2 separate regions of the Homo sapiens genome follow, and region 1 is linked to region 2. A link is an interaction called in ENCODE POLR2A ChIA-PET data of the cell type or tissue named here. Cell type or tissue: endothelial cell of umbilical vein. All regions are shown on one strand.

What was found. ChIA-PET counts read pairs that join two places held together with the same protein. Peaks named below come from ENCODE experiments on the same cell type or tissue, not always from the same donor. Only the 100,000 strongest peaks of a DNase experiment are listed, where the experiment ranks them.
Region 1: POLR2A ChIA-PET joins it to region 2 with 6 read pairs; 2 of 35 experiments call an interaction of 5 or more read pairs at or near these places.

What each region holds. Positions count from the first base shown.
Region 1 is chr3:100,971,737-100,974,236 of GRCh38, reverse strand. All of the region lies in intron 1 of ABI3BP (ABI family member 3 binding protein), which reads left to right. Among named protein-coding and RNA genes, the nearest start is that of ABI3BP, 20 kb to the left of the region's middle. In endothelial cell of umbilical vein, no CTCF peak of the experiment used is centred here; DNase peaks (open chromatin) are centred at 1,126 and 1,626.
Region 2 is chr3:101,049,561-101,052,060 of GRCh38, reverse strand. No RefSeq gene overlaps it. Among named protein-coding and RNA genes, the nearest start is that of ABI3BP, 57 kb to the right of the region's middle. In endothelial cell of umbilical vein, no CTCF peak of the experiment used is centred here; no DNase peak of the experiment used is centred here.

The sequences.
Region 1 (2,500 bases), 78 kb after region 2:
TTTTGTCATATATTAAGTGTTTGTTTATAAGAAACATCAAACTGTTTTTCCTAAGTGGCTACAACATTTTTTTAATAGCAAGGTATGAAGATTTCAATTGCTCCAAATCCTTGCCAGAACTTGATATTGTTGATTTTTTTATTTTGTGTTTTTATTTTTAGCTGCTAATAGGAAAGAGTCAGGTAAGTTTTGAGTCCATATCTCTATTCGTTAGGCATACTTGTTAGGCATATTTCTTTAAAAAAATGTATGATCCATTTTCTTAGAAACCGCATCTTGTCTAAAAGGTATAATAGTAGGCAAATTAATTTGCTGAAACTCATACTAATTTCTTATCAGATGAGATAATATGTGGAAATCGGCTACATTTGCCTGGCACAGAGGGAACTTTCAAAAAAGTTTAGTCTTGTCTCCTGTTCTGACTATATCTTGTATTCATGAGTCATCGTAAGCCAAACATTAAAATTCTATAACTTAAATTGAACTGTCATATAGTTTTTGCCATTTGAGGCTTCAAGAGTCAAATTAAGCCTGCTTTAAACACTTTGAAAGACAGTGCTCTGGGGAAGAAAATGCTAGCTAAATCTGAGCATCTCACGTTATGCAGAAATTATTGCCCTTATCTTCATTCATAATGAAAGTGTTGGTGAAAGAAGGAATGAAGCAGAAAAATGATCACTGGATTGGAAACAAAACTCCTCTGTTTTAGCCCTTACTCTGCTTCTAACTGGACAGGTGACCTTGGGAGAAAAAATTTAACTTCCATGGGTCTTATTTTTCTCATTGAAAAAACCCAGAGCTTAATACAGTCGATTCTCATTATTTGCAGTAGTAATGTTTTATAAAGTTGCTGGAAACACCAAATTAGCCAAACCGTTGTTTCTATGGGGAAATATGGAGTTGGATTCCTGTGAGCCACTGGTCACAACATTTTCATCAATGGATCAGTACATAACTTTGTTTTATGTGTGTTTCTGTTTAAAGATGCCTTACTTAATACACGTTGTTGATTCATTAACATTGAATTCATGGCCAACAGCAGTAGAGCTCATTACTGAATGAAGCTTATCTAACTCACATTTTTGCTCCATAAGGCACATCACAGCCTTCTTGTGCTCAGAAACTCCAGACAGCCCTTCAGCACCACACTTAGGGCCTGCTTAAACAGTGAAGTCACTAACAAAAAGCACAAAAATGGGAAAGGTGTGGTGCTATGTCAACTGTGAAAAGGACACTTGTTTACAGTCTGAGAGCTGAAACAAGAAGGCAGAGCATCACCTTGTTCAACCTCAGCCAGGAACATGCACATTGGGTGACTCAGATTTTTCTCCATTCCTCACATGTCCACAAATAAGTCTGAAAATGCTTTGTGTATTAATTTTGGGATTAAAAACCAATGTTAATTAGTAGAAACATTTGCAAATGTGGAATCTGCAAAATAATGAAGCTTGGCTGTTATTTGCTACTTCTGTTCCGTAGGATAAATCATGCATGTTGATGTGAAAGGATGTGGTGATGCTGTTATTGCTGTTTTAGCATGGGTGTTTTCCCCAGCCAGGGGCTAAGAAATCCAAAACATTCAGGAAAAAAAAATGAATCAATCTCAGTACTTAAATACTTCACTCTCTGTGCCTCAAACACCATAAGCAAATTAGAGAAACTGGAGAACCTAATGGAAATGTTTATTTACTTTTAAAAATGTGCATTAACTTATGAAGATAACATCTTGATGAGAGCCTTAAGTGGCAAAAATAATAACTCCATTGTTTCTTTACAGTGGGAAAGGGCTTGTTGGAACCTGGTTGTTTTAGTGCACATTTGCAGATGCCTGTAGGACCGTTTTTAAACTAAGTGGTCATCCATCACTTCTCTTGTTGGCCCAGAGATTAATTTTCACATCTTAAAAGTACTTTATAAATATTTGCTAGCACTAGTTTATTTGCAGATCCCTTTCAGTACAGAGGGGTTTTTCACATAAAAATTTGATTTTGCTTTTTAATTTAAAAAGCACTTTCACACAATTATCTCACTTTAATTTATATGATGTAAGTTTTATTTCTAAAATATAATGCAGATGTTGTTTTAATGGCAATGCTAACTTTATGATAAAAAAGAGATTCTAAATACATTGATGCATGGAGCTAGTGAGGTGAAATTACCAGGTGGCAGATATGTGTTCGTGAGAATCCAGTGCTTAAGGGAAGGATGACATTCCATCCCAGCTGCCCTTCTCCCTGCCCCTTTTTAGGAAGGCACACCCTTCTCAGCCCGCATTTCTGTGATTCCTCCACTGAGAAACTGCATGTTGATTGGACTGGCAAGAATCCTCACACCTCCTTTCTGTTTTAATTTCCATTTTAAAATATATTTTTAATGACCTTGTTCCTGATCCTGATCTTTTAAAAAGCTGTGGTTTTGCTGGGACAAAGAGCAAAACACATCTTGATGAGCAGATGAATGAAATCCAACTTCCATCAGCATCTATTAAACACCCACCACA
Region 2 (2,500 bases):
CTCTTTAAAGTCAGAAACCGGTCCTTTTCTTTTCTGTCTCTTCTTTCTGTCGGCCTTTCTGCTTTTTTGGTTTTATTTATTTATTTATTTATTTAGTTAGTTAGTTAGTTAGCTAGTTATTTTGTCTTTCTGTCTTTGCCTTGCCATTGGATTCCAAGTGCCTAGCAACATAGCTGGCCCAAAGACAGTCCTCCAAAACATTTGTTAAACAAATGAAAAAAATGAGTTGATGAATGAGCACCTCAGAGCCTTGTGGGGACAATGTAGAATAGCCAAGAATGCCCCAAATTGTGAAAATTTTCACCGGGGCAGGTATTGGCAAACCACTGTTCCTTGAGGCCTCAGCACTATGTGCTTCTTGCATACTCAGTTATTGACATGACTGTACAACGTTTGTGTTGGTATCTCAAAACTATATTTGGCAAGACATGGTCTGGAGATCCTTTGTGAACACTTTGTAAAAGGGTGTGCTTTGTGGAAGTGAAAAAGTACCTGATTGAAGCACTCTATGTGCTAGCAGATGTTTATCAGTTTTTGGAAGCGAATGGTTGTCATGTCTTAGATGTGTTCTTATGCTTAAGAGGATATGCCAAATTATGTGAGGGATCCTGTTTCTTATTTTACTTTAATTTTATTTTTACTGAAGTGAAGAGTTAATGAAGTATGGTCTAAGAAACAATTAAGAGGGGCTCTGATTTCATGGAAATCCATGTTAAAGCTGAAAAACACCACAAAGTGTTTTAATGCTTTGACTTAGGGGCTGGCAAATTATGGTCTCTGGGCTAAGTTTAGCCCAGTGTCTGTTTCTGTAAATAAAATTTTATTGGAAAAAGCCACACTCATTTTTTTTTCCATCTATGGCTGCTTTCACCCAGCAAAGGCAGAGTTTAGTAGCTGGCGCAGAGACTGTATAGCCCACAAAGCCTAAAATACTTACTAAGTGGCCTTTTACAGAAAAGTTCACCCACCCCTGCTTTAAATCCTACGGGATCAAATGTGACTTGCATTGTCTGAGCTGTTAGTAATTTGTGGGCACAGCTGACAAAATGGTCACTATGATCAGTTGTTTTCTTGATCATACACCCTCTTACCTTCTGCCCCAGATAGATTTTTTTTTTTTTTTTTTTTGGACAGAGTCTCACTCTGTTGCCCAGGCTGGAGTGCAGTGGCATGATCTCGGCTCACTGCGATCTCCGCCGCCTCCAGGTTCAAGCAATTCTCCTGCCTCAGCCTCCTGAGTAGCTGGGATTACAGGCACATGCCACCATGCCCGGCTAAATTTTGTATTTTTAGTAGAGACGGGGTTTCGCCATATTGGCAAGGCTGGTCTCAAACTCTTGACCTCAGGTGATCCGCCCACCTTGGCCTCCCAAAGTGCTGGGATTACAGGCATGAGCCACCGTGCCCCGCCCCAGATAGATTTTTAAAATTCAAAATCATAAAGAAAATTACAGAGCTGGCCTATCTTTTTGAAGCAGCTGGGTGAGTTTCAGGCCAAGAGATAAAGACATTGACAGCAGAGTGTGAAGGAAAATGCCCCTTGCCACGATGCCGTGTGGGTTGAGAACCTTAAGGTGTTGGTACCAGAGAAATGGAAGATTGGCCAGAAAAAAGACAGTTGGTCAGGAAACACGTGCCTTGCTCCCAGAATAGGAGAATAAGTTGGGCTCTGACAAAAACCTCGGAGAACAAAACAGGAGACAAGAGGCTCTGAAAGTGAGGCATGATGTGGGTGAGCTTCAAAACAAAGGGCGATGAGCAGACAACTGAGACTCTGTGAATGGAGAGACCCGCAGATGGATCAGGGCAATTGGTGGAAACTGAATTCAACAGCTGTGTTCCGAGTGGAGAAATTAGGTCAGGAAAATGGTATGAAAACTTTCCAGGGAAGCCCAGTCAGGAGTCAAAGGGCAATAAGGAGCTTAGGTTTGAAGTAGAACTTAGGGTAGACCTGGGGTAGATAGAAGCAGAATCTATTGGCAGGAGGGTGGTGGGGAGGGCAGCAGAGATAGCTGGCTTGAGCCTCACATTTAGACTTTAATCTTATCTCCATATGAGCCTACATATAAAGTTACTTAGCAACACCAGCAAGTTTGAAAGAAAACAATGAAATTTAAACTTCAAAAAAATTTCTTGTATCCCTACTTTTTAATATATTTGTGTATAGTATTTGAAGACCCACAAAAAAATCCAAGTGACCAGTTACATAGCATAAACTCTGGAGCCAGACTGCTTTTGCTAATATCTTGATTCTGCCATTTATTAGTTGTTTGACCTTGGGCAAGTTACTTAACCTCTCAATGCCCTAACTCACTCACTTATTAAATGAAGATAATAATCATACCACTTCATAGAGTTGTGAGGACTAATTGAGCTTACATCTGTAAAGTGCTTAGAATTGTTCCTGATACACATTGAGTGCTTTGGAGTTTATTAAATATAGTGACCTCTCTCTCAACCTGAGATGCCTGGCTAAAAAATCAGCTACAAACAAATCATG